Linked DNA regions of Mus musculus: region 1 is linked to region 2. The links are chromatin contacts, found by POLR2A ChIA-PET in ENCODE. All regions are on one chromosome and are shown on one strand. The core of a region is the stretch at or near the end of the contact, and the rest is flanking DNA. Distances in the headings are between cores, read along the strand shown. Region 1 holds the start of Tssk6 (testis-specific serine kinase 6). Region 2 overlaps Gatad2a (GATA zinc finger domain containing 2A).

The links. ChIA-PET counts read pairs that join two places held with the same protein, here RNA polymerase II (POLR2A).
Region 1: POLR2A ChIA-PET joins it to region 2 with 43 read pairs in embryonic stem cell. The contact joins the promoter of Tssk6 here to the enhancer-like site in region 2. POLR2A ChIA-PET finds 5 or more read pairs at or near these places in 4 of 5 experiments (Patski and embryonic stem cell).

What each region holds. Positions count from the first base shown.
Region 1 is chr8:69,899,280-69,904,709 of GRCm38, reverse strand. Tssk6 (testis-specific serine kinase 6) reads right to left here and starts at 2,526. Exons shown (of 1, transcript NM_032004.2): 1 at 1,192-2,526. The coding sequence starts at 2,402. The coding sequence ends at 1,581. Ndufa13 (NADH:ubiquinone oxidoreductase subunit A13) reads left to right here and starts at 2,690. Exons shown (of 5, transcript NM_001382215.1): 1 at 2,690-2,773; 2 at 2,978-3,168. The coding sequence starts at 3,075.
Region 2 is chr8:69,936,106-69,941,250 of GRCm38, reverse strand. The region is part of intron 2 of Gatad2a (GATA zinc finger domain containing 2A); the gene reads left to right. Among named protein-coding and RNA genes, the nearest start is that of Gatad2a, 36 kb to the left of the region's middle. Within about 2 kb of position 2,844, at least 1 of the 3 ENCODE cell types and tissues checked has a DNase peak (open chromatin) inside an H3K27ac peak, as active enhancers do.

The DNA.
Region 1 (5,430 bases), core at 1,277-3,776, 36 kb after region 2:
GTCTCTACAACAAGCCTGGCCTGTGGCTCAGTGGTGCAACCCATGCCTAGAATGCCCCTAGAATGCCCAGTGAGGGGCGGGGGGTTGGGGGGGCTGGCTGGCTCAGAGAGTAAGGTTCTCGATTCTACCTCCAACACTAGGAAGAAGGGCAATGGGAAGTGGGTGGTGTAGTCAACTTGTGTACTGGAATCTCAAAAGACAATATAGAAATACAAACCCTGAGTCTACTGAGCCCCCGCCTTCCCAAGCCCTACTTCTCAGGTGCGGAACACAAAGCACAGCCTGTATCCATTGGCTCCCTCTGCCCACTGCCAGGGGAGTGGGTTTTTTTCTCGACTCTGGCATACTCCAGCTAGCCCCAGACTTTAGGCCTCTCCCCTCTTATAGCCTCAGTCTCCCCATCTGCCAATGCCGCAGTTAGGGCCCAGCATGAGGAAAGTTTTCACATTCAAAAACTCCAGGGCACCAGAAACCTGTGGAGTAGAGGGGAGCTGGGGCTGAGGCCAGCTTGAGTCTGTCTCTGGATACCACCGCCCACGGGAGTTCCTCACAACGTACAATTATCCCCACATCTCGGCTCTTCTTTTACTTGGCTTGCACTTGCATCCTTGTTGAAGGCAAGGATGGTTGAAGCTTCTCAAAATCCCAATATCTGGTTCAAGACATGCAGAACTGGACTGCACACCTTGGAAAGTGGAGGCAGGAGAATCCAAGTTACAAGCCAGCCTAGGCTGCATAGTGAGGTATTTGATCTAACTTTGACACACAAAATCACCACCACCACCACCAACAACAAATCAAGAGATCATCAGTAGATGGGTCTGGTTTTTCCCTGTAAACTTTTCCCATAGGGAAAACAACCATCACCAAGGACTCCCGGCTTCCAGAGACCTGAGTACAATCCACACCTGTCTCTGCACAACTGACACCTATGTGGGTGTCACATCTGTAAATGCTGTTCCAGCCAACAGGCAGTCCCGCTGATCCCAATTCAAGTATCATCAGATCCTGGCGGATGACTATAGAACTTTTAGGAATTTATCCAGTTTAGGGACGTGAAGAATCAGGATTTGAATCTCCCTACTCCGGTTTTTAGGTCTAAAGGTAGAATTTCCACATACTCGCCTTTCTCTAAGTTGCCGAAAACTTCCCACCCCCTGCTCAGTGACAAGGTTCCACCGCTAACCCCAGTTGCAAGGAAGAGCGAATTTATTGCAGGTTCCAACCTGGAACTTAGCGTGCACGGCTGGCCCACGGTTTCTCTGTAGCATGGCAACCCACCGTGCAACAGCTCATTCTGCGCAGGCGCAATGCTTCTCTCTCTTCTCTTTGCGCCCCTCCCGGGGCCTTCTCGCCAGAAATCGAGGATGCGCATGCGCTCTCCAGCAATCAGTTTGTGCAGGAGGAATCAGAACCCAACAGCAGGCCTCAGAGGGCCGCCGCCGTGGGGGAAGGGGAAGGGACAGGACGCGTGCGCAGTGGCGCGCGGCGACTTCGCGGGTTTCCCGAAGCTCGCCCTTCGCGCGTGCGCCGCCCTGGCTCTGTGCCTGGTGCGGCGGGAACAGCGAGAACCCCGGCTCCTAGCCGGAGTCCCCGGCCCGCAGCCAGCCATTGCGCGCCACCTGGCCCGCCGAGGGCCGGGCAGACGGGCTGAACTGTAGCAGCTCGGCGATCAAGGATTTGCATCGTTCCGACAGTTCGAGGCCGTCAGGGTAGAGCACGCCGCGCTTCTGGCGCCGGGGTAGGCCAGCAATGTCCGAGTCGTCGAAGGGCATGCACCCGGTGACCATGACGTAGAGCACAACGCCCAGGCTCCACACGTCGTATTTCTTAGGGTCGTAGGGGATGCCCAGGAGCACCTCAGGTGACGCATACGCGGCCGAGCCGCAGTAGGTGGTGCTCAGGTCTGGGTAGCCGTGCGCCTGGCGGCCGAAACCGAAATCCGTGATCTTGACGCGGCGCTCGTCAGGGCTTAGCAGCACGTTTTCGCACTTGAGGTCGCGGTGCACCAGGTGGTGGTCGTGCAGGTAGCGCACGGCGCCCGCGATCTGCGAGAAGAGTTCGCGCGCCTGCGACCCCGGGATGCGCCCGTTGCGCTGCACTGCCTGCAGCAGGTCGGTGGCTGCTGCCTCCATCACGATGTACAGCTTCCCATTGCACACTTCGATGAACTCGAAAACGTGTACGATGTGCGGGTGCCGTACTCCCCGCAGGATGGACAGCTCTCGAGGCAGGAACTTGTTGACGAAGTCCGGAGGCGCTCGCCGGCGGTCCACCACCTTGATGGCCACCGTCCCTTTATACTTCTTGGAGGTGGCCACTTTCACCTTGGAGTAGCTGCCCTCACCTATCGTGCGGCCCAGCTTATAGCCAAGTTCGCTCAGGAGTTTGTCGCCCGACATGGTGGCGCCCGGGGCGCGCGGGGAGCAGGAGGCGGCTGCTGTCGGGGGGCGGCCGGACTCCAATCTCGGGCCTAACCCATGGTGCTTGGCACCTGCACCCCCGTGCCCCCATGTGCCCACTCCCAAGGCCCTACAGCCGCGATGACTTTTATTGCCCGGGTAACAATTTCTGCCTTGTGAAGTGACTGCGGGCGTCACTCGGCCTTGGGGCGGGGACCCTCCCTCCCCCGCCCCGCGGGCTCCCTAAACCCTTCTTAGGCTTTGTGACTCAATCGCCCTTAATGGTCAGTTCCTCGTGAGAAGTCACTGGCGAGGAGACTGCCCACTGATGTGGAACAGGACAAGTCCCTCCCTGAAGTGATGGTGCTCAGGTGGGTGGGAACCAGCCTGTTGCCTCGAGCCTGGCTACCATGGCTCACGAAAGAAAGTAGGTGAACTCCCAAGGTTTTTAGTGCAAGAAACACGCCCGAGAGAGCTCTAGATGCAGACCACAGTTACTCCCTGCCTAGGGCCAGAGGGAGGAGGGACTGACTTCCGGATCGCAGCAAGGCTAGCGTAACGCTTCCAAATTATAGGGAACCTCCTGGGTGACGGAACTTCCGCCACACTCAAAATGGTGGTCGCGCGTTGCCTCACTTCCGCTGGTGGCCGGAAGTTGCGGGTCCTGCAAGTATGGCGGCGTCGAAGGTGAAGCAGGACATGCCCCCGCCAGGGGGCTACGGCCCCATCGACTACAAGCGGAACCTGCCCCGCCGGGGACTGTCGGGTCAGTGTCTCAGTGTCGTCCTGTTCGTCGCAGACCAGGCTTTTGTTATGCGGTTAGACGAGAGAGGGCAGCCTGCGGGCTTCAGAGTGCACAGTGTGAGCGGAGGCTGAGTTGGAATCTTGGTTTTCTAGTGCAGCATCCCGGAAGCCAGAATGTTCATGTCCCCTAGTTTCCAGCTGGCTTCCACGGGCCTGGAAACTAAGCCTGCGAGAAGCACTAACCTGGAGTTTGGAGGCTTTTGTTTTGTTTTAGGCTGGCCTCAAACTCCGTAGCAGAGACTGATCTAGAACTCCTGATCTCTTGCCTTCACTTCCGAAGGCTATGCTCATAGGTATGCACCGTTATACGTATTTTTTTTTTAATGTTTTTAAATTTTTTTTTTTTTTTTTTTTTTTTTTTTTTTTTGCAGATAGGGACTTACTATATAGCCCAGGCTGGCCTCAAACTCGTGGCGACCCTGCCTTTGCCAATGGATTGCTGGGATGACAGACAGGTCCACCCAAGGCAAGATGTGTGTTGATTGTAACATAGCATAGAAGGCTAGTCTTAAACTCTAGCCTCCCTAGTGCTGGTTCCTCTTCTGGCATTCTCTGCCCACCCCCAGCCCCCACCCCCACCGGCTTTCGTGGAGCCCAGGCCAGCCTGAAATTATGAACACCCCAACTCTATGCCTTCATAGTACCAGGATGACAGGCATGTGCCCACCAGGCTGTGTTTTTAAGTTTTTAAAAGTGTTTTAAGTAACATTTAGAATTTTATTATCGATTTCAACAGGAAAAGAATATGAAGAAAGTTAAAGTCCCCACTGTCAGTGCTCAGAGTTACAGAAATACAGTAGTTAGCAACTGGGGCCCAATTGGTAGAGTGCCTGCCTAGCCTTTCAAAGCCCTAGGTCGCACCCCTGGCACTGCATAAACAGGACTTGGTGGTGCACACCCATCATCTCAGCATTTTGGATGCTGAAGCAAAACGGATTGATGGTTAGGGTCATCCTGGGCTACATAGATCAACCTGGACTACATGATCCCATCTCACCCTAGAAGAAGAGAGAGATGGGCTTAGGGACTGTAAGATGGCACAGTGGTTAAGGGCATTGATGCTCTTCCAAAGGACCTGAGTTTGCTAACTCCACCTTCTACAAATTCAGATTTTTAGATTTTAATTCATCAGACTTTAATGTGCATATTATAGAAACTGTGCCTCAACTAAGCAAACAAAATGTTCTGGTCCTGTGTGATGGCTCACCTGTGATTCTAGACATGAGAAGCAAAGATGGGTCACAACAAGTTCAAGGCTAGCCTAGGCTATGTGGAGAGTGTTTGGTTCTGGATTATATAGAGAAGAGCCTCTTGGTGAAGGGCAGCCCAGACCCTGGGCTAGATAGTTGAGAGTTGTGGGCAAGATGTGCCAGGTACAGACTGAGGGATGCTGGGAGAACCTGGAGGCCAGGTCACGCTGCTTTGGTATGTAAAATATGAACCTCTGTCCCTTGTTCCAGGGTCCAAATCCAAATGTCAAGTTCCAGCCAGCCAGGAACATATTGTGAGAAACTGGTTTTAAAACCCAAAAACTAGCCAGGCAGTGATGGTACAAACCTTTAATCCCAGCACTGGGGAGGCAGAGGCAGGCGGATTTCTGAGTTCAAGGCCAGTCTGGTCTACAGAGTGAGCTCCAGGACAGCCAGGGCTACACAAAGAAACCCTGTCTGGAAAAACCAAAAAAAGAAAGGAAAAAAAAGGAATATTTATCTATTTTATATATATATATGAGTACACTGTAGTTGTCTTCAGACACACCAAAAGAGGGCATTGGATTCTATTACAGATGGTTGTGAGCCACCATGTGGTTACTGGGAATTGAACTCAGGACCTCTGGAAGAGCAGCCAGTGCTCTTAACCTCTGAGCCACCTCTCCAGCCCCCTCCAGGCCTTTTGAGACACAGATGGCAGACTAGAATACCCTCCCCATTCCCAGGGCCTCACCTGCTGTTCTGACAGTGAGGCAGATCCTCTGTCCACTTCTCCCTCCTGTCTCTTCCTTTTTTCTTTTTTCTTACATTTTGTGTGTGACTTAGTACAGATGTGAATGCGCCTCTTTTGCACATAAAGGGTAGAGGACAACTTGAGGAATGTGCTTCCTTCTGCCCCATGGGTCTTAGGGATTCAGCCCTTTTACTCATCTTGCCAGCCTCTATCTTTATTCTTTCTTCCTTAAACATTTAAAAACTGTATGGTTCTGATTTCTTGCATCTATGCATGTATA
Region 2 (5,145 bases), core at 1,595-4,094:
TAGGCTGGTATACCTTTGCTCAGTGTAAAACCAGAAACACTATGCTAGATGGCCTTGAAGGCGGGTGGCCCATCATGGTGCATAGTTTTATTTGGTCACAGCCATGCCCATTGGAGTATGTACAGTCAGGACCGGAGGACAGTCCTCCCACAGACAGCACATGATTCTATATCAGAAGTACTAGACTACGCCTACGGTTTTTGAGACGGGAACTTACTTACTATATGGTCCTGGAAGTCATGGAATTCACCCTGTAGTTCAGTTTGGTCTCAAACTCATAACAAGCTTTCTGCCTCAGTCCTTTTTCAGGTTGGGATGATAGGCTACTGGTAAGCATTTTAAAACTCATTACTTAGCAACTTGAATTTTTCTCCTTCAGTCTGATGAATTTTTTTCCGTCAGTCTGTTTTCAGTATCACTTCATGTCTTTTCCATATGCTGATGAGGCATGAATGGGGAAACTGAGCCTGCACTTGTCCTTTGCCCAGGATCATCTTTTTGACTCCTAAGTTGAATTAGATTCTTTTACTTGGCTTCACTGAGGCAGTATTTAAAGGTTGAAACTTGGGCTTTCGAGTCTGAATTCTTCCAGAAGAGTCCCCACCACTCTGACATTTGGATGTGTGGCAGGAAGTGGCTTGGGCCCACCCAGGCAAGTCTCAGTGTCTGTTTTGGCTTGGAGGAAACCTGCCTGTCCCAGCATAGCTGTCTTCTCCCTTATACCTCCCCAGCTATTTGGGACTTGGCTATAAGAGCCTGGCTGTGCTGTGTGGTTAGAGCAGACATGGCTTCTGGGCTCCAGTTGCTGATGGGGAATGACCTGGCCTCTATCTTGGAGGACAACTTTGTGGCGAGAACCTGCAGGAGCCGGGCAGCAGGGCCTCCGTGCTGTATGGCTGGGCTCCATATCATCCTGGGGCAATGGCACCTTGGTATTGTCCTTCAGTTGTCCTGTCCTTGGGCGGGCTGCTTCAGAAGGCCTGCTTTCTTCCAGACAGGAAGTGAGACAGGAAATGATGGCCCCTTAAAGCCCCAGGGCAGATGCTATCCTCAAGGAGTGGTCCACAGTTGCACCAAACTGTAGTCTTGACTTTTCCATCCCAGTTTCAGAAGAGTCTATTGCTTGAGTAGAACCAAATAAAAGTAGAGCAGTCCCCCCTTCCCCCATCCATGCTTAGGGGAGCTTCAGAGCACACCTAGGAGGGAAATCTGTTCCCACAGCACTGTCTCGTCCCTTAGTGCCCCACTACCTATCAGCCAGATACTGCTTTAGAGTGAGGTGGACCTCTGGGATCCGAGTCTAGACCCCCATGCTTCCCTGGATCATCATGCTCCTATCACCTCCCCCACAGGCCATCTGGACTGTCTCCATTAGGCCTGAGTTTCCCACCTGGCCTCTGCTTCTCTGCTTGCTCTAACCACTCAGTCCTGTCACCTGACACCCTTGGCCTTTTTGGTCTTTGCCCAGCTGTGCATTCCTGAGCACCGTGTAATCCCCAGCCCCTAGGACAGCAGCTCCTCTGGTAGAGGCCCAGGGCTGCTTTGGATTGAGTGAAGGAGCAGGAAATCTCTTCTCTTCTCTTCTCTTCTCTTCTCTTCTCTTCTCTTCTCTTCTCTTCTCTTCTCTTCTCTTCTCTTCTCTTCTCTTCTCTTCTCTTCTCTTCTCTTCTCTTCTCTTCTCTTCTCTTCTCTTTTTTTGGTTTTGTTTTGTTCTTTTGTTTTTTTGAGACAGGGTTTCTCTGTATAGCCCTGGCTGTCCTGGAACTCACTGTGTAGACCAGGCTGGCCTCTAACTCAGAAATCCGCCTGCCTCTGCCTCCCAAGTGCTGGCATTAAAGCCGTGCGCCAACACGCCCAGCTAGGAAATGTTTCTCTTTACCTTCTCTTTCCCCCTCTTAGCATCCCCTTCTTTCCCTCTCACAGTGCTAAGGTTCCCCCAGTTACAAACATCAGCTGTCGGTTTTGTCCGTGCCACTTATTGCCACTCCTCCATTCATGTCTGCAATACACATTGTGAAGTCTTACTAATTGAAGTTGAGCTGCCACAGTCAGAAGGACACCAAAGTCTAAAATGTTAACATGCTACTTAGCTTCAGCTTGGAGAAGCTGTTCGTTCAGTCAGCCTCCTGTCCCAGGTTCTCCCTCCAGTTGCATTGTGGTATTTTACTGAAAGAAGGCAGCATCCAGGTAGCAGTTAGTGATGTTTGTACTGCCCTAGATATCCACCGTTGGTGTACCACAAGGACTCAGGCCCCTTGGTCCCAGTGCTGGCAGAGGCACCTGTATACGGTTCTTGTTGAGAAATCCCAGTAGTAGCCTTTAGGGCCCTACTGAACATTGTTGGGGTTGCTGCACAGGACAGGTGTGGGGCCCAGCCCATGATGTTGGGGCTTGCTCTAAGCGTCCTAACCCCATTCCTTGGTAGGTGGATGGCTCTTGTGACCTTTATATCTCTTAAAATGACCATCATTTCCTGTGTTGCTGCCGTGTAGGAAGTGGCTGCTGAGACCCATCCCCCTGAACAGGCCTGTGGTAGCTGTTCTGGTGTGGCAGCTTTCTTTTCCCCTCCTTTGGGGATTTTGAAACCCACTCCCATTTACATGTGAGTGATTTAAACCCTTTCTCTGCCTCTTAGGATGCTTCCTAAGGGAAGCTGCTTTCTTCGTGCCCACATTGTGCTTACTGTACAGTGCTTATCAGTGCCGGTCCCAGGAAGACCTTGTTCCTGGTGGCCTTGAGGAAGTTGGGACTCTTCTTACCACAGAATATCACACTGGGCTGGATTGGTTACTCCTCAGAGGCACAGCTGTGGGAGCTCAGGCTCTAGTTGGGAGGGTGTAGCCTACTGGGACTTCTGTCTGGTGCTCACCCCGCCAGCTGTGCTTGTCTTTCTGGAGGTGGGGAGCCAAATTCCAGGCATCCCATTTCTTACCTTCACCCACACCTACCCTTAGGTTGGCTCAAGGTTCTGGGCCCTGCTTGAGCTCTGAGTAGGTACCTGTCTCCATGCAATGGGCAGCTCCTAGGGATATGAAAAGCAGTTCCCTCAACCCCTGGTAGACCTTTGCTTTTCCTTAGGCCCTTTCACAGCAACAAAGAAGTAAGGCTGTGGTATGGAGAAGATAGATTTCAGGTAGGGTTTCTGGTGGATTCAGATGAGCTAGGAGAGGCTGAGGTCAAGGCCTGGTCTTTTTGTGTATGAAAGCCCTGCCTTACTCCTACTGAGTTATGATGGCGGAACTTGGGAGCAGGGCCAGGCCTAGAGCTTCATTCTATTTTGTTTGGTTTTCAGGGTCTTTTTGTGTAGCCTGGAACTCTGTGGACCAGGCTGGCCTTGAACTCAAAGAGATCCACTTGCCTCTGCCTCTCAAGTGCTGGGATTAAAGAAAGGAAGTATGCCCCCACCAGTGAGCTTCGCTTTTGAGAACCATAATGCTTGTGCCCCACCCACCCACCCAGTTCCCACATGCCCTTATTGTCACAGGTTCTGAGCTCCCCATCTATATCCTGTCCAGGCCTGGCCGTGTTTATACCCTGTCTGAGGATACTGCCAATCTACTTCCTCTTGTTCTAGAACTCAGCAGCTCTGCTTCAGGGAGTACCCTGACACCCCAGGACAGTGGCTTGTTTGCTTTTGCTGGTAGGCAAAGCAGGCAGATTGTCAGCAAGTGTGACAGGGTTTGTGGTCAGGCTTGTTGAAGGAAGAGCAAAGCCGTAGTAGACTCTCCAGTGCTGTTAGAGTGGAGGGATATGGTGGGTGCTCCAGTATCTAGGGAAGATTGCCAGGGTACAGGTTGGGGTGGCAGGAGAAAGTAGGGTGGAGATGAAGCCCACTGAGGTTTGTGACCCTATCCCCATCTCTACCTTTGATAGAGTCGTATTAAGGTCAAAGCATTAACTTTAACCTAGGTGGTGATGAAGAGGAGGCTCTTGGGTCCAAGGTCTATGGAAGAAGGTGACTGGACCATGGAGATGAGGTTGGACTCTGGTCTGGCCGTGGGAGTGCATCCTTGATATGATGGAATATCCCAGCCTCCCAGAACCTTGGAAGGGGTTTCTAGAACTGGCTTTGTCCAGGACAGGCCTTTCCTACCCGTGGGAGTGCATCCTTGATATGATGGAATATCCCAGCCTCCCAGAACCTTGGAAGGGGTTTCTAGAACTGGCTTTGTCCAGGACAGGCCTTTCCTACCATATTTACCAGTGGAAAACTGAGGCACCTGGAAGGAGGTATCCCTCCATTAGGATGCAGAATCAGAGGGCTTTCCCATCAAGCCTGCTGGAGATGTGAGCTGAGGTTCTCTGCAGGGCTATCTATACTCAATGCCAGATGTCTCAGTGGAGCTGTCCCTTGGATCCTGCCAGAGCCCAGCCAGACTTTTTTTTTTTCTCTTCCCTTTCCCAAGTGAACTCTGGGTTCTCTGACTTTCCCTAGGCTGGTGTCCTATAGTGTTTAGTAAGACCTGGCTTCTGAGCGGTCCCTTTAAGAGGGCCTTGTCCCAGACTCAGCTGTGGAATGCCAGTAAGCTGTCCTCTTGTCTCTGTGAGGGTTAACAACACTTCACTTCAGCTGTGTTGTCTGGAACCGGTTCAGACTGGTTCTCTGGAAAGTGCTTTGTCTCTCTGACTGCATCCTGGGAAGGGTCATGTGGAGCCCAGTGATGTCATGGGATCAAAAACTGACTCAGCGTTTTTCTCCCTTTTCTTTGAATCAAGATAAATGTGTGCCACATGTACAGGGCCATGGTGGTGGCACTTTGGGATGGACCGGTCCATACTGTGCTCAGAGTGTATGTCTGCCAGCCAAAAAGCTTAGCATGACCCTCACTTCTGGCTCCCTGGGGGGCTCAGGCACACAGCACCTGAGGTCACCTCTATCCAGGTCCTACACACACCATTACAATACAGATGCCAGGCCCCTGGACTGGTTTTCAGACCCATAATAGGCACCGTTCTTCCACAGAAGGGCCCTGTCCAGTAACAGCTGCCACTGCTTTTCTCCCACTTGGATTCCATGGCTTCTCAGAGCTGGCCACACCCAAGAGGCCTGTGGGACTCCTTCCTGCCCAGCCATCCTAAGGGTGTGAGGGGCGTCTATGGCCCTGTCTTTGTTGTCCCTTCTCTAGTTAGCTGCCTCTGAGGAAA